Linked DNA regions of Homo sapiens: regions 2, 3, 4 and 5 are each linked to region 1. Evidence: chromatin contacts called from ENCODE Hi-C or POLR2A ChIA-PET data. All regions are on one chromosome and are shown on one strand. The core of a region is the stretch at or near the end of the contact, and the rest is flanking DNA. Distances in the headings are between cores, read along the strand shown. Region 1 has its middle 210 kb from the start of SLC24A2. Region 2 overlaps FOCAD (focadhesin). Region 3 holds the start of FOCAD (focadhesin). Region 4 has its middle 18 kb from the start of MLLT3. Region 5 overlaps MLLT3 (MLLT3 super elongation complex subunit).

Region 1 (5,560 bases), core at 1,940-4,439:
TCAAGACAGGTGTTTCAGAGACATAGAGCTAGAAGAGTAAAATTAGCAAAGATGCTTGTAACTGTGCATGCATGAACTATGTAAGGAGCATGGGGTGTCAGATAGGGTAAAGTTGGGAAAGAAATATGGTGCTGTGAAGAAAAGGCTGGCTTCAGATTTCAGAGAATTTTCTTTGCATCAAAGGGTTTGATTTTACTGTTCAGGGTAATGCTTCACCAACTTTTCTATTCTGTTTTAGGAGAGTGATTGAATATTTTCATAAGTCCTGGGGCATGGTCAGAAGCCAGTGACTCCTGTGAAATTCCTCTGAAATACCATATTTAGTCTCTAATATTTGAGTCGATTATGTGTTCCACTCCGTAACATATTTATATTTGTTAATATATGAATACATCACATTCATCACTCTTGGCGTTAAAGAAGATCCATCAATGCCAGGTGCGGTGGCTTATGCCTGTAATCCCACACTTTGGGAGGCTGAGGTGCGTGGATCACCTGAGGTCAGGAGTTCAAGACCAGCCTGGCCAACATGGTGAAATCCTGTCTCTACTAAAAAAATACAAAACTAAGCCAGGCATGCTGGCAGGTGCCTGGAATCCCAGCTACTCAGGAGGTTGAGGGAGGAGAATCGCTTGAACCTGGGAGGTGGAGGTTGCAGTGAGCCGAGATGGTGCCACTGCACCACTCCAGCCTGGGTGACAAGAGTGAGACTCCGTCTCAAAAAAAAAAAAAAAAAAAAAAGGAGATCCATCATGATTATCCTATGCCTTCACACCCTCCATAACGAGTAACACCTTACCCCAAGTGGTACGTTTCCCTGGTTTGAGAATTGTAGCTCTAGTTATAAGGAGCCATTAGAAGGTATTAAACTAAGTAGCAACATTATTAGATTTGAATTTTAGAAAGCGCTCAGTGGTAAAAGCATGGAGAATGAAGTAAAGGAGAACAAGACAAAAGAGAGGGAGACAACGAGTTGGGAGACTGTCCATTATTGCAGGCAAAAGATGGTGAAAAAAAAAAGGCAAAAAAAGCAAACAATTTGCTGAGCTCTTCAACTAGGCATGCTTCTTGAGAATAATTACGAGAGAGAGCACAGAGCATTTTCCTCAAGACAAGAAGAGAGATTTAGAACTTAGTCATCACAATTTTACTGTTTCTTCTTAATAATTTTTGGAATCTGGTCTTGGTGCTAGATTTGCAATAATCAGACTAGGTGTGAGTTTAGGGAACCAGCAAAGCAGGGGCACAGAAAGAAAGAGAAAGAGAAAGAGAGAAATTAGAATAAAGATAATTCCAGTACCCATTTAAGCTTTATGTCACCTCAAAAAGTAAGTTTACTTTACAGTTTGATACAACTTTGATTTTGACTTTCATATGGAAGTGGACGTACCATATTAGTTTAGGTCATGATACCTTTTACATTCTTAAGCTATTCCTTGGAGTGAGGAACTGAGGTCCCCATTTGTGAGCCCAAGAAGATCAGAGGAGGTGGTCAGGATCATTCAGCACACTCTCAGCAAGTGTCAGACTCACCCAACAACAGAAAGGGAAACCCCAGTCACAGATCCACTATTATAGAAGGGGAGAGGTAAACAGAGAGAATTTACTGAGTGGTTAGAAATGATTCCACTCATGAAAAAACAGGCGTACAACAGCAGCTAGGAGTGAGCAAGACAAACTCCAGTCTTCAGAATTACACACAGATTCAGCTCTGTTGAGATCTTACTTGATGACATGGTTGGACTCAGGCAACACATTTTATTTGCCAATGAAACTGTATTTGGATAAATAGTTAATTTGCCTGTGTCCCTCACTGCAAAAGAGAAGCTCTTATTTCCTTCTCAGTTTGAATCAGATTTGAATCAGAATTTTATCAATAGAAGATTCAGCATTAATTTTCTCTGGCTCTTTCCAATAGGCCCTCCTAGTTACTATCTCTTAGTTCATACCTGGCATCCTTATATTTTTGGGAAAAAAGCCAATACTATTAAGGATAAGCCATACAATAATAAAAATTATATTAATAATAATGCATCTCTCACTATTTAGCACTTACTCTGTGCCGGAAGCTGTGGTAAGTAATTTACATTCATTGTCTCAATTGGTCTTCACAATGAAACAACAAAATCTGTAATTATCATTTTCTCCATTTTAGAGATGGGAGATTGAGATTTAGACATGGCAGGGCTAGGATTCAAACTCTGGCAGATGAACTCTGAGTGTGCCCCTCTTCAGAAATGGGTCTTCCATTCAGACCCATTCAGGGGTTAACTCAGCCTGAACTCGCCCACACATACCCTGTTTTGAGCTCAACTTCCTTCTGGCAGCAGTACTTCCTGAAGCCTGTCAATGATTCACTTCCGGGTCACCTCTACCCTCTGTGAGCCTTGTGAGACATTTTAAATGCCAGAGCCACATTCATTCATTGTAGCTCCAGCATTTCTTTTCCTAGGGACATGCTATTTTCATTAGGATTAAAACAGCCCCCAGCAATAAATATTAAAAACCTGCCCAGTGAAAAGAGCAGCTTCCTCAGAAGCTTATGAGGATTAGAATTTTTAAGCAGGCCCCGCTTCCTATGACCACCCCTCTTCTCCATCCCTTTGTGTGCTCCCACATGGGTGTGCTTTCAGCATCAATCAGATTTGCTGTTTTGCTCAAATCCGTTCATACTAATTGTCTGCCCATATTGCTGTGTGCTCTGGACAGAATGGTCTGGGAGAAATAGAAACTCACTCCTTCTCCCACCCCTGGGGGGATTCAGATTTTGTGTGCTTGATCTTTGTTGGTGGCAAGATAAAAATGCTTGCTATACATAGCAGCTTTCCTCCTTCATGTTCAACGGCAGCCCTGATGATGGGGGACCTCAGCCATCCTATTTGTTCTAAAGCCACCCACAGAAGAATCAGACCAGCAGAAGCCAGAAATAAGCTAGCTGGGGCTGCAAGTCTCTTTGTGTGTGGTGATATAGCAGAGAGACTTGGGAAAGTCAATTATTTTCAGTATGAGTTTTGGTTCCACTGCTTCATGGTGTAAGATGGGGATCCCCAATTTGTTCATCTGTAAAATGAAGATGCTAATGCCTACCCACTGGGGCTATTGGGAGAATTAAAGACCTATATAAAGTGTTTAGTGCAAGACTTGGAGCAGGGAGCCACGGCTTTGCCTGTCACTCCTTCGCCTCCCTGGCTGGAAGCCTGAGTAGTAGGTGAGGCATTTATTATCCATGTTCATTAACATCCCTGAAGACTTGTGGTTCCTGTATTGAAAACCACACTGAGTGTTCCCAGTTAATTGGGTGTCCTTGGGCCTGAGTTTCTCTACACAAATATATGAGCTTGGGATTTTTAAAAAGTATACAGTAATTATATTCTTGGACAAATGGTACCTTTTCTAGAAAAGCACAGAGAATTCTTTCAGCACTCAGGGCTAGGTAGGAATTGCTTGATGTATGGGTAGCAACTCATAGTAACTAATGATTTACAATAAATACTCCAACAAAGAAAAGTCTGAGTAAACTCTATATTTCATCCTCATGGCAATGAGCTACAAAAGGTTTGCATTTTAAATCAACTGGTGGTTGTACCCCAGAAGGATGTGGTCTAAATAGATTTGTGTGACAGGGTAATTACTCATCACGGAAAGGATCCCAGCTGTCATCATGGTTTCTCACTAAGCAGTCAGTGAGTGAGCAGTTATGGAATTACAGGGCTGACCTCCTGTGTCCTGCCTTACAGTCATCCTGAGCCAGAGTCACAGAGTTTCATCAGGGGGACCCAGGAGGCACAAAGCAGTCAACACCCATGGCTGAGAATCAAAGTCTAGAAGGGGCCTGTTTTCAACCTCTTCATCCGGGTCACTGGTGGCAATTTTGCCAAGTGACTAAAGAGCTAGACTAGGAGTTCCCCAGTTCAGGGTCTTAATGGCCTGAATGTTCAAGACAGTGTGGAGAGGTTCAGAGACTGCAGTCTTTGGGGTTACACAGACCTGTGCTGGAGTCTCAGTCTTTGGGGTTACACAGACCTGTGCTGCTGCTCACTTTGTGATCGATCTGCAACTAAAAAACCACATTTCTCTGATTTACTATTTTTCTAGCTGTAAAATGGAGGTAATAATTCCTACTTTAAAAGATTTTAAACTAGTATGTATGGAAATGGTTGGCACTTAATGAACATTATTATTTCACCTTTTGAAGTACCATTAGGTGCCAGAAACTGTGCTAAGCATATTACATGGACTTTGCTCATAACAGTTCCCTATTTTATGGATAAGGAATTGGAGGAATCTTGCCCAAGTAGCTAGTATGCAGCTAGTTAGTAGCAGAGACAGAATTTGACCTAGGCAGGTTGGATCCAGACTGCCCTATAATCATCAGAGGGTGAAAACATACCTTCAACTGGAGTTTCAGAGACTTTTGTGCCAGTTCTTGATAAACATTGTATAGGTATAAACTCTATCTTCAAAAAGTTTATCCAGTCTCATTGGAGGACAAGGGAGAAACATCAGAACACAAACGGCCCTGAGAATAGACCACCTGGCAACAAACAATAACTGCTGTAGGAGCTCAGTGAAGATCAGGAACTCACGACACATGGATCTCTTCTCCCGCAGTCTCCATATCTGCCACATTTTTTTGCACTGGAGTTTCTTATGTGTCAGTGTTATATAATTTTAAGGCTCTGATTTTGAACTAAAGAATGGACCCCAGTTTTGCCTTAAGCATAAAGACAGGAAATATACATGCCCTAGAGACTAAGTTAACAGTAAAATGTGAGACTGTTCCTCCTCTATACACAGAGAAAACTTTCATGGGAAAAACAGGATCACTGTTGAGACAGAAAAGTTATGTATGAGAGGGTGTGGAGGACGGAAGGAGGCAGGAAGCATAACTTGGAATTATTGCTTTTTAAGCTTAGAAGGGTCATCTGACCCTAATGGATAGTAAGATGAATATTATCTTGGTATCCAAGAGCAAAGATCACGTTTTGAGGCCCTTTCTCTCCCCATCCATTGCTCTAATGGGCCCACCCTCACTTTAAAAATAAACAATCAAATGCAAACGTGGCAGTTGCATTTTGTGGGCCACAAAGGAGAAAGTTAAAGCCTGGAGGATCAGCACTTCGTTTCTGATGGCAGAGCCTGCATTGTCCCTGCTGCGCCACACATCCTGTCCTCTTAGATCCAGCAATGAGTGGGCTGAGGATAGGAGGGAGTGTGCATCCACCTTCCTGCAAAGCTGCAGGTTTACCTGTGGAGAGTGCTCTGCATGCCTCACAACGCACCCTCTCACCCTCCTGGCACTCTATTTTGGCTCAGGTCTGCATGGAGAGAAGGGAACTGTCCTGCGGAAGAAATCTGGAAGGGGGTTAAGCCTAGCAGGAAGGGGAAGAAGCCAAGGCAACCAATTAATTTTCCTTTGCTGCTTAAATCATTCTCGCCCAATCTGCTGAGCTGAGAATAAGCATAACTGTCCCCAAGGTGTCAAGGCCCTGCCTTTTTTGGGTAAATCACATGGGAATCAAAAATAGAACCACTGTGAAAAAAGGCGTCTCAGTCCACC
Region 2 (5,560 bases), core at 1,875-4,374, 980 kb after region 1:
GTTGGCCAACAGGAGGATATTGTTCTTTAGGAGGATATTAACATTCATTTGGGTGTGTGTTCTCAAAGTCAAGAGGAGACAGATGAGATCTTCACAAAAATCGAGGGTTTGATAGTAGCTGGCCTGCATATTGGAAAATTATATAGTTCAGAACCCTGCCATAGCCATTACCGTTCATGCTTTAGCTACCATTTATTACCAAAAGTGGAAAATGATGATCAGAGATATTAAAGTTCCTTTCTCAAGATCATATAGCTAGAAAGTGGTGGAATTATTTGAACTTATGTTTATTTGATTATATAGTATATGTAATTATTTCAGTACATATTAAGAGAAAGGAAATCCATATGTACCGGACTTATCCATGTATTATCCTTCCCCTTTCCCAGAGGAGGCAGCAATTAAGGTGGGCCATGATTTGGTTAGGTATCACATCAAGGGGACCAGGGGATGTAGGTGGGAGAGTGTAAGTGGAGAGCATGAAAGATCTCTACTAGGCTGTTTAGCTTGAGCAAAGCGTTGAGAAAGCAATGACCGAGTCTGGTGTTTTTGATAGAGGGGGCTAGCACCTTTCACGTATAGGCCAAGGGCAGATAGGAAGAATAGGGCAAGAGAGTTTAAAGATGTAAAGTTAGTAAAGATGTATAATTTTGATTAGGTTTCAAACTAGAACAGAAAAACATATTCCATGATTCTTTAGAGGTTTACCAGTTGATGTAAGTTAAATGCTGTCATCTTTTAATTGTCTCCATAATCTGGACTATTCTTCTGTCCTAGGAGGCTTTAATTGTTTGAGAATAGTGCAAAGCCCTCTTATCATTTCCTCAGTCTCTTGGCCTTTGTCCCTATTCAGCCTTGTTTCTGTTTTTTTGTTGTTGTTTTTGAGACAGTTTCTCGCTCCATAGCCCAGGCTGGAGTGCAGTGGCAGAATCTCGACTCACTGCAACCTCCGCCTCCTGGGTTCAAGTGATTTTCATGCCTCAGCCTCTCAAGTAGCTGGGACTATAGGTGTGCACCACCGTGCCCATCTAATTTTTGTATTTTTAGTAGAGATGGGGTTTCACCAAGTTGGCAAGGCTGGTTTCGAACTCCTGACCTCAAGTGATCTGCCCACCTCAGTCTCCCAAAGTGCTGGGATTACAGGTGTGAGCCACCACGCTGGGCCTGTTTTTGTTTTTTTAAACCTTTCCTACTCCTCCTCACTGTCTTTAATTGAAAGTGGATGTTATCAAGGTCTGCATCTTTCTGTCAGGTATTAACTTCATTCCACCTGTCTGCTCCAAGTGGCTCCCAGCTGCCTGCCACTTACTGAGCCCTTGCTGTGCACCTGGTACCTGCAAGCACTCAGTGAGTACTTACAGAAATCAGACTTAATTTCTCTACAGCCTGACGGGACAGTTTTAAAAGTAGCTTTGTTGAGTTATAATCTATATAGCCTAAAATATGGCTGTTTTAAAGTGTAAAATGTGATGAATTTGAGTACCTTTACAGGTTTTTCAATCATCACCAAGAATATTTCCATCACCTGACAAGTTCCATTGTGCTTGCTTGTAGTCATTCCCCACTCCCAGCTTCAGACCCAAGCCACCACCAATCTGCTTTCTATTTGTAGTATTGCCTTTCTAAAATAACCTTTATTTATATAATTTTATATAAATTATATATAAATTTCATATAAATTTTTGAAATTCTTTAGAATGGAATTATACAATATGAATTTTTTTATGTCTGTCTTGTTTCATGTCTGAGAGATACATTTTATTATTTCCATTTTAACAGAATTATAAACTGAGGCAAATGGAGGTCAAGCAAAGTTTGCCTAGCTAATAAAAGAGAGAGCTCTATCTATCTGAGTTCAAAGCCCTGTTCTATTCACTCCTTCTTACTTTTGAATCAGACCTATTTCCAGCCTGTTGGGTTGGCCTTCGAAATTTTCCTAAATTTTACTTATCCTTTCATTTATCTTTTAGATCTGTGCTACTCTGTGCATTTGTCTTTGATTATTTATCTTTATTGTTATCTTGGTTAATAAATTAAGTTTGTGAGTTCATTTTCTTAAATATAGAATGATCTGAGATGGCATATTCTTTAAAATGAGGTCTTGAGAAAACTCATGCAACTACACTGATCTTTTTAGAAATTTGCAGAAAACATTGTTCCTCTGTCCCTCCCCTATTTTTGTGTGCTATCTTGAAAAAACAAAAATAGCACACAAAAAAGTTTTTGCCAGATTTTACTTTTTAGATCACTTATTTTGCCAGATTTTATTTTTAGATCACTTATTTTAGACTTGCTGCCCCTTTAGTAGCATGTTTATGTTCCTAAGAATTTTTGAAGCCCACTTGGTTGAAGTCTGTCATATAACAGAGCTGTTACTAACATGCCCTTTCTTGGCTCTCATGAACTCTAAGGTGCCTGGTCAGTTCTACGTGCTCAGCTGGTGGTTTTACTTTGGTCATAAATGGTCCCAGCATGTCACTTCTCCTTATTACTTCCTTATTTTTTCTCAGAAGAAGAAATTAATAGTATCAGATGCTCTGTTTAGTTGATTTTCAGCAGTTGAGCCTTTCATCTTCCAGAGCTTTTCTTGCCAGAGAATGTGACCTTTTAAAACTGAAAAGTAACTGTCATGTACTTTCAGAAGTAGCATTTTATTCCCGTCACTGAAACCTTGAAAACATCCAAGGTTTAAGCTGAGTAGTTCACAGATGGGTTGGCAGATCCCATATAAACACATGATTCACCCTGGATCAGAAGTAACTGCAGAAGCCAAAATTACATGCATTGGTGGCCCATTGGACCGTGAAGCTGTGGGAAAATGAAGGGGGAAGGAAGTAACCTGAACCTTTTATCTCTCAGTCTACCCTCAAACACAGTGATGATGTACAGGTTTTGAACATTGCAAACCCAGACTTGCCTATTTACATTCAACCCCTTCTGTTTTACTTCCAGCTGAATACCAAGAGATATCTCCTGATATCTGCACCTCTGTGGATAAAACACATCTCTGATGAACAGATCCTGGGTTTTGTTGAAAATTTAATGGTGGCAGTTTTTAAAGCAGCTTCCCCACTTGGAAGTCCTGAGCTATGCCCAAGTGCTTTACACGGTCTGAGCCAGGCCATGAAACTGCCCAGCCCTGCCCACCACCTCTGGAGTCTGCTCTCTGAAGCTACTGGGAAAATTTTTGACCTCCTGCCAAATAAGATTCGGGTGAGGAACAAAAATATTTACATTCCTGACAATTTATGTTTGGGATATTTTAAAGGCTTCTTGGCAAAGTGGGGAGGTGTATGTTTTAAGAATGTGGGTGGGAAGGCTAGCAAGAAATAACCACATTCTTTACTAGGAGTGTATTTGTTTCCAAGATCTAAATTGAGGTTGAATATTTAGAACCAAAGTTTTGAGCAAGCTTAGAAGCAGTTTAACCAGTGCTGCACCAGGAAATTTGCTATTAGGCGTTTTTACCAAATGCCTCTTGTAGAAGACGAGAAGGCTCAGAAGTCCTTACGCTTTACACCTGGAGAATCCGTGGGCATGAGTTCCCATATACTGTTTATATAAAACAATTTAGCATCGCCCTTCCCTCCCCCAAAAGACCTCTGAATTGTAATTTTACAAAGAGGTTAGAAATTTATTTGGGATGAAGGAATTTTGATAAGGAGAAAAATGTATAGCCAAAACAAAACAAAACAAAAAAACACAAAGTAACAGGAAAGATGTCTTCAAAATGATAAAAATTGGCCAAATGTTTTGGTTTGGTTAAAATTAAAATCTCATCAGCTGCTGTTCATGGGGATAAGAAAATCTAATAATTTGTCAGAACATTTTGACCTGTTATTTTACACTGTTTGTTGACATGTTTGGGATTTTTCTTTATCAGAGAAAGGATCTAGAGCTGTATATCAGCATAGCAAAATGCCTCTTAGAAATGACAGATGATGATGCCAATCGGATCGCCCAGGTTACTAAGGTAATAACATATCTTTCTATACCTTTTTTCATTATTGAGCCAGAAATTACGATTGAATAATTGATTTCAGTGTTTGGCTGAAGCAAGTTTTGCTTCATTTTTGTTATTGGTTAATTTCAGGAAACTATATTTCATTTACATTGTTGAGCCTCTTGTTCAGCCTACTAATGTGGTTGGTGCTTAACAAATGTTGTATGGATGGATAGATGGATGAATAACTTTTTAACCCGATTTCTCCCACTTTGTCCTTCACCTGATCCTATCCTTAGGAATGAAGAAGGTGGTTGATTGAAAAGCAAGCACTATTAGCCCTGACACAGGATAATTTATTTCCCACACCCATGCCCAAGTCAAACGATGAATGAGCAAAAAGTAGCATATCAGTAAAGTTGCCAGATTTAGCAAACAAAATGCAAGATATTTTGTTAAATTTGAGTTGCAGATCAATAATGAATCATTTCTTAGTACAAGTACATGCCAAATGACACACTTGTATTTGAATGGCAGTTTTGCATACCAACTAATACCAATGGTCTAGAGAACTGTGAGCTCCCTTATAGCTGGTGGACTTCGTGTCATTTATTTTACTTTATGGCAGGTTTGCCTATTCAATCAGATCCTTGAATTTCTGCATCATATGGCAGTGGTTCTCAGAATGTGGTCTTTGCATAAGTAGCATCAGCATCGCCTTGGAAATGATTAGAAATGTGAGTTCTTGAGCCCCCATCTAGGCCTACTGAATCAGAAACTCTGCAGACGGAGCCCAGGAGTCTATGTTTTAATTGTCTCTCCAGGTGATTCTGGTGTATCCTAAGGTTTGAAAACCACTGTTAAAGAATATTTGGGGCCAGGTGCGGTGGCTCACGCCTGTAATCCCAGCACTTTGGGAGGCCGAGGCGGGTGGATCATGTGGTCAAGAGATCGAGACTATTCTGGCCAACATGGTGAAACCCCGTCTCTACTAAAGGTACAAAAATTAGCTGGGCGTAGTGGCACACACCTGTAGTCCCAGCTACTCGGGAGGCTGAGGCAGGAGAATCGCTTGAACCCGGGAGGTGGAGGTTGCAGTGAGCCGAGATCCCACCACTGTACTCCAGCCTGGTGACAGAACGAGACTCTGTCTCAAAAAAAAAAAAAAAAAGAATATATGGAATATCAACATTTTGGAAGTTAGGTTGTTTTAAGCAAGGAGAAGCAACATAAGAAAATAGTTAAGAGGATGGACTCTGGAGCCTCACTGCTTCAGTTTGAAATCCAGCTCTGCAATTTGCTAGCAATGCGATCTTGGTTAAGCTTCATAAGCTCTCTGCCTCAGTTCCCTTATCTGTAAAGGAGAGATAATAACACCTATGACTTAGAGCTCTTTTGAGAGTTCAGTGAGTTAGTCCATGTTGAGTATTTGGAATACTGCCTGGGTCAAGATAAGGACTCAGTATTTATTATCATAATTATTACATATGTGTAATGAATTATATCCTATTATTACATTCATGTAATTGGAAATAAAGTATGTCATTTACTTCTTAGTACCTAGAGCTGAAGGTTGCTGTTACTCGCTTGAGTTTCTACCTAAAATACCATTCAGAA
Region 3 (5,560 bases), core at 2,234-4,733, 690 kb after region 1:
GGACAGCATAGTGAGACTTCATTTCTATATATACATTTATTTATTAGAATGTAGTAGTAGAATATATGTGTATGTTAGCCGAACACTGTGGTGTGTGCCTGCAGACCCAGCTACTTGGAAAGCTGAGGTGGGAGGATTGCTTGAGCTCAGGAGGTGAGGCTGCAGTGAGCTATGATCGTGTCACTGTACCCCAGCTTGTGTGACAAAGTAAGATCCTGCCTCAAACCAAAACAAAGCCAAAAACAAAAAACAGCCCTGCCCAACCACAGCCCCCCACAAAAAGCAATTAGTCATATGACATTGAAGAATTGAAGATGAACCTGTATCCTTTTAGAATTTTAGTTCCCTTCTGTGTAATTGGCTTGATTAGATTAAATCAGTGAAGCGTAAAAAAATTTTGAGTTCCAACATAAGACTTTAAGCTTACTAAAATAAAATTCCCAACAAGTATAACCTATTATCATTTCATATGAGAAAACTTCTATTTTCTTTTTTTAATAGAGATGGGGCGGGGGCCCTCACTGTTGCCCTGGATGGTCTTGAACTCCTGGCCTCAAGTTATCCTCCCACTTGGCCTCCCAAAGTGCTGGGATTATAGGTGTGAGCCATCATGCCCGGCCTGAGAGGGTACTTTTAACATTAAAACAAAACAAAAGAACAAAGCATAATCTCAGGAAAAGGACAGTCCTTTAAATTGAATAAATTTATTTTTATGAAAACTTAATACATTGTCCATATTTTTTAACTTCAGAATTTGTCAGAGAAAACTTTGTCATGAACTGGCAACTTCTGAGATCCTTTCTAGTTCTAAAAGCCTATCTCTCTAGTCTTGTCAAAATAAATCTGGTGGCTGCTGACTTGGTCTCCAGAATGAGCTGGCTCCATAAGGCTCTAGAATACGTCTTTCATCTTGGTATCTCCTGTGCCTACCACAGTGCCTGGTATAGCATTAGATTAAATAAATTAAAAGGTGAAATGATCCCTGCTGAATTGCAGTTCCTGTATGGAAGGAGTATACCCCAGAAGGAGGGGGTGAGCCCATGGACTTCCAGCTTAACCCTAGATCTGCAGTAAAAGCAGTCAAATCGGTTCTAGGCTCCAAGTTTAATGGTCAAGTTTCTCAATCCTGCCCAAAATCTGAATCTAGGATAGGTGTCTGCTGTGGCCTACATGTTTGTGTCCCCCAAAGTTAATGTGTTGAAGCCTAAACTCCAATGCAACAGGATTAAGAGGTGGGGCCATTGGGAGGTGATTAGGTTATGAGGACTCCTGTCGTGCCCTTATAAAAGACGCTTCAGGTAATCTATTTCCCCTTCTATCCTGTGATGATACACAGAAGGCACCATCCATGAGGAATGGAACCTCACCATATTCCAAATCTGCTGGCACCTTGCTTGGACTTCCCGGCTTGCAGAACTGTGAACAATAAATTTTTATTGTTTATAAATTACCCAGTCTAAGATACTTTGTTATAGCAGCCTGAACATAATAAGACGGTGTCAAAAGTAGACTCAATATCATTCTTTAAATGGGCATTTCCCTGTGTGTTCCTAAAACCAGGCTTTCTACAACAGAGGCAGTACGTTTACTCATTGAGCACCAGGGTGCTTGGATTCAAGTTTTGGCCTGGCCATTAGGTAGGTGCATGACCTTGGTCAAGATGCTTCACTTGCTGTACTTCAGGTTCCTTATTTATAAAATGTGGGTAATAACTGTAACTGCCTCATAAAGTTGTTCTGTGGATTAAATAAATTTATATACTTAGAACAGCGCTGTTTACAGAGTTATGTGTTTAATTATAATTTTGACTAATGAGCCTCAAGAAATATAGGAATAGAAGAAAAAATATTAAAATAGTCCTAAAAGAAATACTGGTGCATTTGGAAGACTGAAAGAGAGTATCATCAAAGTCCATAAAAAGGGAATTATAAGCCTTATAAAACTCCTTTGAAGCAAAGGATAACAGAGGTTGAATAACTTTAAGTAGGTTCAATATTGATTGATTGAATGATTGATTGTGACAGTCTCACTCCATCAGAGGCTGGAGTGCAGTGGCGCCACCTCGGCTCACTGCAACCTCCGCCTCCCGGGTTCAAGCGATTCTCCTGCCTCAGCCTCCTGAGTAGAGTAGCCGTGACTGCAGGCGCGCAACCCCACGCCGGGCTAATTTTTGTATGTTTTTTTTAGTAGAGATGGGGTTTCACCACGTTGCCTAGGCTGGTCTTGAACTCCGCCCTCCTCGGCCTCCCAAAGTGCTGGGATTACAGGTGTGAGCCCCCCCACCTGGCCCCAAGATTAATTTAGATAAATTCTTAGAGGGTGAATGCATAGTTGGTTATTGGGAAAACTGTTAACGGTCTGTGATACATAATTACTTTTCTGAGGTGATGGGGAACCAAATTCTTCCTACAAATGAGAAACAGAACTTCTTGTCTACACATTAAAATGACTTTGGAAACTTAGAAAAATATCAATGTCAAGATCTGGCAGCAGACCTTTTTCAACCAAGTGATGAGGCCCAGGCACTTGTTTTTTTATTTTTATTTTTTCCTAAGGGTGCCCCAGGGTTTAGAAACAACTAAGTCAGATATTTTTAGAGTAATTTGTCTTAACTCTTTCATCTTGCGTAAAATTTCCATTCTGTCATCCACAACCGGAATTCCACTCCGTCATACCAGTCTCTCCTCGTTTTTTTCTGCTGGCTCTTTTCAGCGTGTTTCATCGTGGCTGCTGTCTGTCTGTTACAGCCTTCTCACGTGGGAGCCCCTGCCCCGCCCCACGAGAAAATACATGTTTATCATTCAGTAAGTATTGCGCAAAATCGTAACAGAATAATTACTCGCGCCAATTCCCCCCAGATTAGATCAGCAGAAACACTTGGGCTAGAACTACCTCAGGACTATCTAACAAGTGGATATACCACAGTGGCGTGGAGAGCTGCAGTGTTATGTGTTGGCCAAATGAAGTAAAGACACCAAGTAGCTATTAGGCGAAGAACGAAGCGTCTTCGCGGCAAGTCGGCTGTCTGCTTTAAATTTTCTGAATCCTTAATGTTATCAGTATTATTTATTTCCCCCGAGAAACAAAATCTCCAAATACCAAGAAGCTGTTCTGTATTGCCAAAAGCTGCATAGGGGCAGGCTGCCAACAGGACTACCCGGGCACGCTGCAGTGGCATCTCTAGGCAGTTTCCTTTAATCTGATTTTCCTTGGGCTAACTCCTCACTGCGGTGCTGCTCCACAGCCAGCCCCCGCGCGCAGCCCTCCCCGCACCAGCTCGGCTGCAGAGCGCGGGTCCGCCGCCCACGCCGCCTTTCAACCGCAGTGCGCGGCCCGGGCCTTAGACGCGCGTGCGCGCGAGCCGGGGAGGGCGGGCCCCAGCCGGAGGAGGCGGAACAGGGCCTCGCGATATGCAGCCCATTGGCTCTCTCCTGCAGTCCCCGCCCCCGGGCGTTCGAGGCGGCGGGGCGGGCCACGTCAGGCAGCCGGCGCTGGGCTGAGCTTGTGGCAGAAGGGAGGTAAGCCGTGCGGGGCGGCGGGCTGCCACCGCTGCACCCCTGCTCGGGAGCCGCCGGGTCGCGCCGCCTGCGGCCCGGTCGGCTTGCATGGAGGGCGGCTGAGGCCCTGCGGGGCTGGGGCTGAGCTGGGAGACGGGGCAGTGGAGCATGTGGCGGCAGGGCCGCGTCGCGGCGAGGGGCAGCCGGGAGGGGGCTTTTTGCCCTCGTCCGGTCCTGCTGGGGCTCTCAGCTTCTGGAGGACTAGGCCTTCTGAGGTTACGGAGCTCCGAGATACCTGGGCAGGGCTGGCTGTGGTGACTGCGGTGGGACTTAGTGGGATCTCGACTCGGAAGCCGGTCGGCGCGATCCTTGCATACTTAGCTGCAGCAGGTTGCAGTCGTCCCACTCTCCTTCGACCGGTTCCCTAGTTGGGGGCAGAGCAGGAGATTCTGGCCGCGTCCTGCCTGGCCTGGGGTGACTGTCTCCTTCTCATTCCCGGTGACTCACTCAGATCATGTCCACTTATAATGCAAAGGCTTATGGGTGAGCAGGGCCTGTTTTCAGTCTCCTAGTTCTCTGGCTCCGTCCGCACTTGCGGCAATTACTTGAAGAAAGAGTATGTTAGATGTATGTTTTGAAATTTTCGCAGCAGCTAACGCGTGGAGACGTGCAGTTATGTTGCATTTACCCTTCATGAGTTTTAGTTTCAGCTGTGGCGTCCTGATATCTCAGTGTGGTTCCTGAATTTGGAGCTTTTGAAATGAATGAAATCCTGCCAATTTCATGCAGTCATTCATTCATACATTCCAAACTTTTTTGATGGATGCCTTAATGGTCAGCCTCATACCAGGTATTAAAATCGGCATTTCCTGCGTTTTATTCCAGTTTATATGTTAGTTTTATTGTCTAGATTTGAGTTGGAAATTTTTTTTTTTTTTGTTATTTTCAGGTTCTAGTATCCCTGAAACCATCGTGGCTCTGAGGGTGTAATCCTGATAACTGTATCAGTAATGACTCCAGGTTTCAGTGGCCTATCTGTAAGAAGAGGAATGGGATTAGTATAATTTTGAGATTTTCCAGGAGAGGAGGGTAGATGGCATGTTTCCTGAACTGTGTTAACAGGAAGTAACTATTTTAAAAACACAGGATGCATTTTATGATTATGTTTTACTGTGTCAACGAACATTGTATCTGTCCACATTCACTTTTTGACTACCAAGCAAGTGCATGTTTACAATTTTGATTCACATCCAATTCCTGCGTAGAAAGCACTGTGACTCATCTGAATTTTGAAATGAAGTAATCATGAGCTTTTTAATGTTACATACAAAGGTATGATATTGAAACAATTGCATAAAAATGCAATTTTCAAAGCATTTTCACTTGCTTTTATAGATTAGTGGAAGCTAAAACCTCTGCCTTGATTATTTGCTTACTTAATCAATGTTAGGTAGTTACCATCTCTTGGCTAATGTTTATCAATATTATATCTATTTTAACATTTGTTTCATTAACCCCAAATTTACTGGATTTTAACTGATTGTTGTCTCCAGTTGACGCCTGATAACCAAAAGGTTATCAGGAGGAGCTGGAGGAGGCGGAACACAGCCTCGCGCCCTGTAATAAATAGTTTGAAATCAAAATTTTCATGGACGTATAACCAGAGTTTTTCATTTGTTGATTGATTGATGGTGCTTACCGGTAAATCGTTTGGCCTTTTTCCCCGTTTAAAATGATTTATGAAACAGTCTGAGACATAATATTCTTAGCTTCATGATACTTTTGGGATATTGTCCACAAGTGATTAGTTGAATTAAATTGTTAATATCACTATTAGGAGTTTGGAAAATTTAAGAAAATATAACTTCTTAAAATTTTGCATTTGCTATTTTTTTGTTTGTTTGGAGACAGGGTCACTCTGTCGCCCAGGCTGGAGTGCAGTGCTGCGATCTCGGCTCACTGCAACCTCCGCCTCCCAGGTTCAAGTGATTCTTCTGCCTCAGCCTCCTAAGTAGCTGGGATTACAGGCGCATGCCACCACACCCAGCTAATTTTTGTATTTT
Region 4 (5,560 bases), core at 1,447-3,946, 640 kb after region 1:
GAGGAGAGGGTGTCACAAGGATGAGAATGAAATTGGGAGCAAACATTTAACAGATATTCTTCCTTCAGCCTGGAAAGACACTAGGAAGGGTGGGGGTGGGGGGGCACTGAGAAAGGAGAAGGTATGGCAAGCTCAGTAGCTATACTTATTCTAAGGTCTGACTGAAGGAAAGTGTTGGGAGATGAGGAATCTCCTCAGAAAGGGTATTCTGTTCATGCTCAACAGATTAAGAGTTTTCTATGCCTGACAAGAAACCACTGAAAAAATTTGAGCAGAGGTATGATATAATCAGATCACAGTATGAGAATATTTGTCACAGTCCTCAGGAACGTGCCATGCAAAGCCATGGTTACTGGCAAACTAGTTATTAAATGGACCAGAAAAAGAAAAACAAAACATTGAAGAGCTCTTCAAAAGGGAATATGAAACCAATGAAAACGATGAAAATATTTAAATATATGAAACAACATAAGTCAAAAAATGTTAAGGCTGGGTGCAGTGGCTAATGTCTATAATCTCAGCAGTTTGGGAGGCTGAGGTGGAAAGATTGCTTGAGGCCAGAAATTAGAGACCGCCCTGGGAAACACAGAGAAACCCCGTCTCTACAAGGAATTTTTTTTCTTTTAATTAGCTGGGCATGGTGGTGTGCACGTGTAGTCCCAGGTACTCGGGAAGCTGAAGTGGGAGGATTGCTTGAGTCCAGGAGTTTGAGGTTACAGTGGGCTATGATAGTGCCACTGCACTCCAGCCTGGGTAACTGAATGAGACCTTGTCTCTAAAACTAAAAAGCAATAAATAAATAATAAATAAATCAATAAATAAATAAAAAGAGAAAATAAAGATTTTAAACTATGTAAGCTAAAAATGTACTTAAGGATGAAGAAGAGATAGTTCACAGAATGAACAAATTCTTGACCTCAATACTGATCCAGTAAGGATCAGGGAGCATGCATTTTCCAAACTGTCTCCAACAATAGCAAATAATGGTCAATGGCTGGATATTCTAAACCAATGTAAAGTAATGTATAGAAAAGTCATAAGGACTGGCTTTTGGTCTCTGATTGCCTCACTAAATAGCACTTTATTTTGTTTTTTATTTTAAAAAGTAGAATGAGATTTGTTTTAATCCTTAGCATATATGTTTATTGGGCTTTCTGCAGGTTATTGACTTTTTTTTAGAGACAATCTCACTCTATCCCCCAGGCTGGAATGCAGTGCTGTGATCATGGCTCACTGCAGCCTTGAACTCCTGGGCTCAAGTGATCCTCCCACCTCAGCCTCCCAAATAGCTGCCACTGCAGGTGCATGCCACCACACTCAGCTAATTTTTTAAAAAGATTTTTGTAGAGATAGGGTCTTACTATGTTGCCCAGCCTGATAGGTTTTTATTTATTTATTTACTTATTTATTGTCATAGGGTCTCACTATGTCACCCAGGCTGATGTACAGTGACATAATCATGGCTCACTGCAGCGTCAACCTCCTGGGCTCAAGTGATCCTCCCAACTCAGCCTCCTGAGTAGCTGGGACTACAGCCATGCACCACCACACCTGACAAATTTTTGTATTTTTTGTAAAGACAGGGTTTTGCCACGTTGCCCAGGCTGGTCCCAAACTCCTGAGCTCAAGCGATCTACCTGTCCCAGCCTCCCAAAGTGCTGAGATTACAGGTGTGAGCCACAGCTCCCAGCTCCAGGCTGGCAGGTTATTGACTTAAAATTTCAATTTTTACATTCTTTCCTAATGTTTCATCACAGTTTATTTTCTAAAACTGATATTCTATATATGGTTTTATTTAGTTTAATACTTGTTCATTGAGAAATATTTCTTGAATGCCTATTTTTTTTTCCTTAGGCCCTAAGGAACCAATAATTAATAAAGACAGATGGACAAATCTGGCTGCTGTCTTTATGGAGTTTACAGTCTAGTGGAAAGCAAACAATTATAATGTTATATGTGTAAAGAACATGACAGAAACTCAGCTTGCCTACCCAATATTTATTCGCCACATCTTTCTTGTGAAGAGAATCCCAGCTTAGTTAGGGGTAAGCAACATGCCCAATTGTAGCAGATTGTATTTCCCCAAAATGGCCACAGTAATATTTTGTTTTTTGTTTTTTTTGTTTTTGAGATGGAATCTCAGTCTTGTCGCTCAGGCTGGGGTGCAGTGGCACGATCTCGGCTCACTGCAACCTCCGCCTCCCAGGTTCAAGCTATTCTCCCGCCTCAGCCTCCTGAAGTAGTTGGGATTACAGGCATGCGCCACTACATCTGGCTAATTTTTGTATTTTTTCAGTAGAGACGGGGTTTCACCATGTTGGCCAGGCTGGTCTCAAATTCCTGACCTCAAATGATCCACCTGCCTCGGCCTCCCAAAGAGCTGGGATTATAGGCGTGAGCCACTGGGCCCAGCCCACAGCAATATTTTGGTCCACTTGCTCTTCCATACCTCGCCACCCCCAGATCAAGTTGTAAAATCGACTTCTCTTCCCCTTTAACCAGGCAGACCTTTGTATTTTCCACAATGAATAGAATACAGCACAAGTGATAATGTGTGACTTCCAGGTCATAAAAGGCGATATGGTTTCTACCTCAGTCTCTCTTGGGACCCTCACCCTTGGGACTCAGCTATCGTGGTGTGGGAATCCAAGAACCCACATGAAAAGCTCATGTGTAGGTGTTCTAACCACAGTTCCAACTGTGTGAGTCTTCTTGGCCGGCAGCCAGCAACAATTGCCTCTAGGCTGATGCCAAGTGAAGCAGAGACAAGCTGTCTCTGCTAAGCTTTGCCCAAATGGCCTATTTGTGAGAAAAACACATTTTCATTCTAAGCCATTAACTTTTGAGTTGGTTTGTTTCACAGTAATAGAAACCTGGAAGATCTGCTTAAAAAATTGCTTTACCCAGCCTTCCTGGCAGATTGGTTAGGCATGTGACATAATTTTGACCAATGAGATAGAAAGAGAAGCCCATGGGTGAGGCTTCTGAGAAAGACTCAGCAGATACATGACTGTAAGATCTGGACCCTTTGTTCCTCCTTCTGCCTACGGCGCAGTGACAGCTAGAGCTCCAGCACCATTTTGTAAGAATGAGAACAAGAGCCACACTTTAAAGATTCCAGGACAGACATGTAGAAAAGGTGCTCAGCATTTTTAATCATTAGGGAAATGCAAGTGAAAACTGCAATGAGAAATCATTTCACACTTCTAAAAGGACAAACATTAAAAAGATTGACACACTAGATTTTGATGTGGATGTGGAACAAGTAGAATTTGCATACATTTCTAGTTGGAGTATAAAATAATACCAATCTTTGATAAACTGTTTAACAGTTTCTAATAAAGATAAAAATATACCTATTCTATGATCCATCTGGATTCAACTTCTAGGTGTTTATGAAACATAAAGACATATCTTCACAAAAAGACTTACGTAAGAATGTTCATAGTAGATTTATTTGTTATAGGCCAAAATAGGGAATAGTCCGTATGTCCACCAATATGAAAATTGGTAAAATGGATAAATTGTGCCACATATACTACATTGGAATACTGTTCAGTAATAAAATAAGAATGAACTACTCATATATGCAACAACATAAATGAATCTGAAAAACGTTATGTTGAGCAAAAGAAGCAAAATACATGAATATACATATACTATCTGATTCTACTTACATGGCATTCCAACACATGCGAAACCAATGAATTGTGGTAGAAATTAGAACAGTAACTGCATTTTAGAGGAATTGACCAAAAAGGCACAAAGGAATTATTTGGGGTGCTGGAAAAGTTCTACTTTGGAAACCAGTTGGGATATTGGTTACCCAGAGGTATACAGTCATCAGAATTCATCAGACTACTCACTAAGTTATGTATACTTTACTAGATGTATATTATAAAACATTAGTTCACTAAAAATAAATATGGTCATACTTTTCAATGGCTTATTTACTAGTGAGATCCACTGAAAGGAGCTATGACTTAAATATTATTGATTTGCTGTGATAGCTAACTTACAGCAGCAATGTTTAAACTAATACTAGGAATGAAAATATTTTGGTGACCAGGTCTCACCTACAAGTAAAATACTATCTCCAATTCGTTTACCCAAAACAAATATATTCTATGTTCTACATCAAAACATGTTCAACATGTTTTATTTCTCCTTTTCCCAAGCTAAGATAACCATAACAAGGTTATTTAGGCAAATCCCCATACCAGCAACTGACAGGGTTTCTTGATAAAGGTGATATCTCAGCTGAGATCTGGGTTACAGAAGGATTTATCAGCCAAAAAGGAAGAGAGAGAACAGAAGTAAAATGAAGCCCCAGGGACAAGGGAAAAATACACACACACACACACACACACACGCACACACACAGGAGAGAGAGAGAGAGAGAAAGAGAGGTGGAGAGACAAGCAGGCAGTCAGAAACAGAGAGATAAAGAAACTGAAAGATGGTCAGTGTCCATTGAAAAGGCTTAAACAACTATCTAAACAGGAGAAATAGTGCTTGATTGAGAAAGAACACAGAGAATCTTGAGAAGTATCTTCATCTGGATGGTGGTTAAATGGGTATGCACATATGTAAAACCCATTAAACTTTACATTTATATTAGCACACTTCACATATTTACTGTACATATGTTATACTTCAATTTCAAAAACAGAGAGGACTGAGTCCTAGACGACAGTTAAAAGGAGGTATGTGGAGAAAAGTGGCTAGAATGGAGATCTGTTTAGGTGGTAGATTTGATTAGGCCTGGTGACAGTTTGGATGAGAGAGGGAAGAATATAAGTATGAGACACCTTCACTTCTGAGTTGGGCAGCTGGTTGAATAATGGTGCAAATAACCTAGATAGGAAGGAGGAAAGTTTAGGGAATGCGGAATGGTCAGCTTTGGACATGTTAGGGTTCTGAATAACATCTAAATAGAAAAAGCATCTTTGTTAGTGTGGCTGGTAACACAGGAGCGCAGTTAAATATTTGTGGAATAAATAAATGCTCAGTAAACAGTTGAATAACTAGGTGTGAACATCAGGAGAGAAATCTGAAGTAATGAGACATATTTAGTAAACCTTAGTGTTAGAAAGTGCTGTTTTTCTATACAATAGAGCTTTAGCTGGGCACACGATTCCCCAAATATAGACTACATTTCCCAGCCTCTGTGCAGCTAATTGTGGCCATATGATTAGGTTCTCATTTGTGGGATTTATTAGAAATGATGTTTTCACTTTCTCAATTATGCCTTTTGTAGGAAAGAAGCATGTCGCTGCTTCCCATGGGGTTGAATGCAAATATGATAGTGAGGTCATTTTGACCACATGGATGAGGGTCGTACCCAGTGGCTGTCATACATTAAAAGGACCTCAGGTTCTCTAACCTACTGGGCCACCATATTATTCCTGGACAATATACACAAAATATTACATGAGAAATAACTCTTTATCTTATTTGAGTATTTTTTGTCTCTTGTTACCTCATTCTAGCCTTTATCCAAGCTAATCCAACTATTATTAAAACCAGGGGAGAATGTGACTAATGAGAAGTATCAGGA
Region 5 (5,560 bases), core at 1,864-4,363, 560 kb after region 1:
CCACGATTATAAAACCTCCCAGGCAACAAGGAGGAGACCCACTAGAAGCAAACTGGTCTTGATGCAAATAAATAAATAAGAAACATTTCTAGACGTCTAAAAGGGAACAAAATGCTTTTGCAAGTTGGATTGCTTCAAACAAAATTACAGGAGCATCCATTCTTTAAGCCATCTGCCAACAAATCATTAAAAATAAGTTCTGATGAGATTACTGTGTGAGTTTTGCCATATAACTTCAGAAAAACTCCAAACAATTGACTGGCACTGCTATAATACTCCCTTTTTCATTTTTGACAAGTTTTTTCAGTGCCTGCATCTTACACAGAAAAGAAAAAGGGAAAATAAAAATGATGCCAAATCTTTTCTCATCTAGTAATAAACGAATTTATAAAGAATAAAACACCTGTATATATGCAATAGATGAATGTATAAACAGAAATATTTTTATTTTTTATCAATCATTTATCAGAATTTGTAATATAATCATGTTATTTTGATCAACTCCATTCCACAAATGGAAATATTTATACAATTACTTCTGGATTAAATAATCCTTGAGGCATAGGATATTTTTAATTTTCAGTATTGATATATTTTTATTACATAAGTATGACATGATAATCCATAAAAGACTCTAAAACATGAACATGTATTATATTAGAATAAAAAGTGGGGGAGAAGGCCAGGCGCAGTGGCTCAAACCTGTAATCTCGGCACTTTGAGAGGCCGAGGTGGGCGGATCACAAGGTAAGGAGTTCGAGACCAGCCTGGCCAACAAGGTGAAACCCCATCTCTACTAAAAACATAAAAATTAGCCAGCCGTGGTGGCGGGCACCTGTAATCCCAGCTACTCAGGAGGCTGAGCCAGAAAAATCCCTTGAACCCAAGAGTAGGAGGTTGCAGTGATCCGAGATCGCACCACTGCACTCCAGCCTGGGCGAAAGAGCAAAACTCCATCTCAAAATAAATAAATAAATAAATAAAAGTTGGGGGAGAAATAAGATAACAAAAGAGTTCAAGTAAACAGGGAGAGATAAGTTTCCAATTAAAGAGCTTGTTCACTGATTTTTTTAATGAATGGTGGCTGGTATGACAATGTTAGATTTTTCATCAGCTCTACTTAAGTATATTATGTAAAAGGCCTATTTTTAAAAGCCAATTTTTACAATATGCCCCAAATTACGTATTTTGAAACAACCTAAGTTATAATGACAACGTATGCAATCAGCACAAGATTTGAAGACCATGGAGCTATACCAGTAGCAGTCGGTCTGCACTCAATGACTACGATTCAGAAGAAGAACGCAACCTACTGTTCCAGTCTTTAACTAACAACAGCTCCTCGGTTTGCACCTGCAGTTGGAGTCTCAGGAACATCATTTCCTCCACAAGCTTTGCACTTTCCCACCTCCTGGCCCCTGTTCATACCACCAAGAAAACAGACCCAGTCCTCCTCAAATTCCACCATTCTTCCTTAAGCAGGGGCTTTTGGTCAGGTGCTGTGAACTGCTAATTTGGTAGGAGAGCAGAATAACATAGTGGGGTAGTGGGGTTGAGGGCATGGAATGTGGTAGCAGGTTACCTGGTTTCAAAATCTGCCTCTACAATTTACTAGTTTAAGCCAATTAATCTCTCTGTGGTCCAATTTCCTCATCTTTAAAATGGGAATTATAATCAACATTACCTGATGGGGGTGTTGTAAACTGAATGAATTAATATAGCTAAAACCTTTAAAGCCCTGCTTGACAGTTTTTGCCACATCATCGTTATTGCCCCCACCAAAATTTCTACTACAGTGACTATCACCACACCTGGTCCAGATTTTTACTGTGTAGACACTAGCCCACATCTTTATAAATTGCTACTTCCTCACCTATTTCAGGGCACTGCTTACTTGCAAGAAACAAACAAGAATATCTATGAACCCCATTAGTCCCTTCCTAGAGAAAGGCACTAGTGAGAATATAATACGGTCCATAAAAACTCTGTGTAAATCAACTGGGGTTAAGGAAGAGAAACACTAGCAAAGGTATTTTAATTAGCGAGTAATTCTACCCTGTTTCAGAAACAGAAAAATCTAGTGGCAAAAAGTACCGGGAGAGGGCAAGTCCTGGGAAGAAACTGCTGGGAGAAGGTCACACTTTCTATTCCCAGGGCTTCATTCATTCCTTATCTTGAATCAAGAGACAATACATGGAAAATAATTAGAGGGGGATAACCTATATTGATAACCAAAGAAAACCAAAAAATAACTGGATAGACGATTGATACAGACATCACTGCCTATTCCTCTCCTCTCCAGTTGTTCAGGCCTACAGTTGGCTGTAGTTCACTTTTTACAGTTGGTTGAAAACAGAAAAAGAGGCTGCAAGAAGGAAGCCAAGGACAGTACTAAACAGCAGCTCTGGAGAACATGGGCTGGCAGGTGTATGAACACAGAACCATTGATTTCAGCGACCACTACAACAACCATCCCCAAAATCATATCTTCAGGAAAGAATGTTTCTTTTTAACAAATGATTTGCCCTAATAAACGCAGCCCCATATTTGGCCTTCAGAAGCAATTATTTTTTGTTTTTGTTTTTGTTTTGGTAGAGACAGGGTTTCACCATGTTGGCCAGGCTGATCTCAAGTGCCTAACCTCAAGTGATCTGCCTGCCTGCCTGCCTCAGCCTCCCAAAGTGCTGTGATTACAGACGTGAGCCACTGCACCCAACCAGGAAGCATCTTTCCAACCCGAACTGCAATATAACTTTTTCATTGCAATAAACCTAAACCTCACTTGTGCCTAAATGCAAGCCAGCATCACATCCTCAGCTGCCAAGTTGAAGAATAGGCTCTTATCAATTCAACAGCACCCAAAAGCATTAAACTCAGCTGAGATATTTGTGTGAAATACAGATTCCTGGACCCCTAGAGAGGCTGACTCAGTCTGGGGTAGAGATCAAGAATCTGCATTTTTAAACAAACCCCCAGGGAATTCTTAAGTACACTGTAGTTTTATGACCACTGCCTGAAGGACATCCCTGGAATATCACTTAGCAAATGCAATTCATACTTACTTTGCCCACTATGAGAAACTGTTGGCATCATTTGCATCAGCAAGCTCTGTTTCCACAAGACTGGGACCATGACTACAAACTGTTTCGGATTTGAAACTTGCCAGCATTACAAACAGAAAGGAAGGGGAGAGCATCTTTCTCATAGCTTAGTCACAGTCCTGGTGAAGGGTCTGAATCACCCTGACGGCTGCTTGTCTTTTTCACTAAAAGGCTGAATGATGAGGGTAGACTGTAGCACAATGGTTGTTTTATCCTGTTCCAGGTCCACCTTTATGGCCCAGGAACCCTGTAGCAGGAAAATGGGGCTTCATGGGATATGGTCTCTCGGGAATCATTCACTGAGCAGTTTTGCTAATTTGTTTTTACTAAAAATAATTTTATATAAAAGTAAAGTTATACTTTATAATACGATTCCATTTTAAAATACTGATATAAGTATTTTGGAATATTTGTGTTCCTAAAGAGAGCAAAGGATACTCCTTTGCAAAACATATGTATGAGTACTTTTAAAAGCTGAGACACTTTTAACTTTTGCTATTAAAAGGAAACATAAAATAAACAAAGCTTTTGTTAACTGGTTAAAGTAAGTGGTGTTCAAGTTGCCATTCCAGTTTCCAAGCTGTTTTTGTGAAAGCAGAGGGGTGGGGGCATTTTACACCAGTGCAAAGGGTAAGAATAGCACTCCGGAAGAATAAAACTTCTCTTTATTTTGGCACTCCACATTAACTTATCTGATAAGTTGCTGAGTTTATTATATGGGGATATTTATTTCAAAGCCAATGCCTTTTGCAGGGGTAGGCAGAGGCATGGTGACCAATTTTACTATGGCAGAGCCTTTGGCCAAATCACTTCACCCCTTTGAAATGCATCACATGGCATCCTTTAATTTGAGTGCCTCCTCCACCTGAGTCATGTAGGATAAATTACTCTGTGCTGTCAAATGTTGTGTACCTGTTATCACCACTGCCTGAGAGAGCATAAAATACATATTTTATGGAATAGTCACTCCTGAATGTTCAATATGCACAACATAGTTTTGGTAAAAAGAAAGACTGACTTTCTGACAAATACAAGGATTTTGTAGCAGCAAGAGTACTAACACAGAAGCAAGTGACTATGTTCTTAACCCTACGTAAACACAAACCAGACTAGTCATTTTACTTTGGGCAACACCAGATACATTCTCTGTGCCACTGGTTTCTTCAGATATAAAATAAGGGAGACTTGGATAACATGATTCCTAAAAGCTCACACTATAAACCTGTACTTTTCAAGCAGTCTCAGGTGTTGTTTTCTGTACCAACAAAAATGAAACATATTGTGAAGTTGACATAGAAATTCATTACTGTCTGCTTATTCCTGCTGAGGGTTCTGGAATTATAAGCCTGGGAAATAGCAAAATAATAGCTGCCATGCATAAGTTAAAGTGAAGAAAAAAAAATCAGAAATAACATCTGGATACCCAGACACCAGATCCCTTCAATACATGCAAACAGAAGGTATGTAGTCATTTTTAAAAGAAGGAGGCAAAAAGCCACAACTACTATTTTGAAAGATGATGTATACGAAAATTAGCAAAAGAAAACATATTATATCTTACATACTAAATAAGCATGATTTATACCAACTATACTGTCATTCATTCAACACATATTTACTGAGCACCCATTATGAGCCATGAGTTGGGGAAAAGAGCAAAAACAAGACAAACAGTTCCTGCTCTTTGGAGCTAGATAAACAGCAAGGGAGTAAGCCAAAATTAAAGAATTTTTACAAACGTGATGTTGATGCACAAAAGAAGTAGATATAGGGTGTGCCCGAAAACCTAATAGTAGAAGAAGCTGGGTGTGAAGGTCCTCAGGGAATAACATTTCATCTAAGATTTTAAGGATTGTGGGCGGGGAGCATTGTGGGCTAACAGGAGACAGCATTCTATGCAGAGAGGATAGCCTTACACTCTTATTAAAAAATTTTTTATTCTATTTTTATTATTTTTCTTTCATTGATACATAATATTTTACATATTTATGGGGTACATGTGAGTATTTTTTACACATACAGATTGTGTAACAATCAAGTCAGGGAATTTGGGGTGTCATCACCTTGCATGCTTATCATTTCTACGTATTGGTAACATTTCAAATCCTCTCTTCTAGCTACCTCGAAATATTTGAAATATTAGACACTATCAAATGTTATATCTATAAATTGAGACAGTTTAGATAATTTAGGTATACTGTTAAATGTTATAACTGAAAAGCAAAGGGACCAGGGAACATGTATCTACTTTATTTTGTGTGTGTGTGTGCTGCCTCCTGTACTTTTCTCCAGGTTACACATGCATGCACGCACACACACGCGTGTGTGCACAAGCACATGCATTTTATTTCTCTAGTTAACATGTATCTACTTTAGATCAATGGAGCACTGTATTAAAAATTATATACACTGAGACCAGCAGGACAGAGCACTATATATATAGACAAAAAATGAGGGAA

The links. Hi-C counts contacts between places; a loop is a spot of excess contacts on that map. ChIA-PET counts read pairs that join two places held with the same protein, here RNA polymerase II (POLR2A). Pooled maps may share reads with other maps.
Region 2: a pooled map shows a loop between it and region 1 (2.8-fold over the local background). The contact joins two enhancer-like sites. A Hi-C loop is called at or near these places in 1 of 37 single-sample maps with no recorded cell type and 2 of 50 pooled maps. POLR2A ChIA-PET finds 5 or more read pairs at or near these places in 2 of 52 experiments (PC-9 and activated T-cell).
Region 3: a pooled map shows a loop between it and region 1 (13-fold over the local background). The contact joins the promoter of FOCAD here to the enhancer-like site in region 1. A Hi-C loop is called at or near these places in 10 of 50 pooled maps. POLR2A ChIA-PET finds 5 or more read pairs at or near these places in 5 of 52 experiments (BJ, activated CD4-positive, alpha-beta T cell, activated CD4-positive, alpha-beta memory T cell and 2 more).
Region 4: a map with no recorded cell type shows a loop between it and region 1 (20-fold over the local background). The contact joins two enhancer-like sites. A Hi-C loop is called at or near these places in 3 of 37 single-sample maps with no recorded cell type and 3 of 50 pooled maps.
Region 5: a loop to region 1 is called in a pooled map, with 7 times the contacts of the local background. The contact joins two enhancer-like sites. A Hi-C loop is called at or near these places in 6 of 37 single-sample maps with no recorded cell type and 12 of 50 pooled maps.

The regions. Positions count from the first base shown.
Region 1 is chr9:19,996,027-20,001,586 of GRCh38, forward strand. It overlaps a transcript of SLC24A2 not described here. Among named protein-coding and RNA genes, the nearest start is that of SLC24A2, 210 kb to the left of the region's middle. RefSeq lists an enhancer at 3,274-4,473. Within about 2 kb of position 3,190, at least 4 of the 41 ENCODE cell types and tissues checked have a DNase peak (open chromatin) inside an H3K27ac peak, as active enhancers do.
Region 2 is chr9:20,978,474-20,984,033 of GRCh38, forward strand. FOCAD (focadhesin) reads left to right here. Exons shown (of 44, transcript NM_001375567.1): 38 at 2,953-3,213; 39 at 3,884-3,973. Among named protein-coding and RNA genes, the nearest start is that of HACD4, 50 kb to the right of the region's middle. Within about 2 kb of position 3,125, at least 8 of the 41 ENCODE cell types and tissues checked have a DNase peak (open chromatin) inside an H3K27ac peak, as active enhancers do.
Region 3 is chr9:20,680,776-20,686,335 of GRCh38, forward strand. It overlaps FOCAD (focadhesin), which reads left to right and starts at 3,484. Exons shown (of 44, transcript NM_001375567.1): 1 at 3,484-3,518. It overlaps FOCAD-AS1 (FOCAD antisense RNA 1), which reads right to left and starts at 3,975. Exons shown (of 2, transcript NR_121601.1): 1 at 3,793-3,975; 2 at 2,527-2,766. RefSeq lists a silencer at 3,087-3,786 and an enhancer at 3,186-3,926.
Region 4 is chr9:20,637,920-20,643,479 of GRCh38, forward strand. No RefSeq gene overlaps it. Among named protein-coding and RNA genes, the nearest start is that of MLLT3, 18 kb to the left of the region's middle. Within about 2 kb of position 2,697, at least 2 of the 41 ENCODE cell types and tissues checked have a DNase peak (open chromatin) inside an H3K27ac peak, as active enhancers do.
Region 5 is chr9:20,555,723-20,561,282 of GRCh38, forward strand. The region is part of intron 2 of MLLT3 (MLLT3 super elongation complex subunit); the gene reads right to left. Among named protein-coding and RNA genes, the nearest start is that of MIR4474, 56 kb to the left of the region's middle. Within about 2 kb of position 3,114, at least 5 of the 41 ENCODE cell types and tissues checked have a DNase peak (open chromatin) inside an H3K27ac peak, as active enhancers do.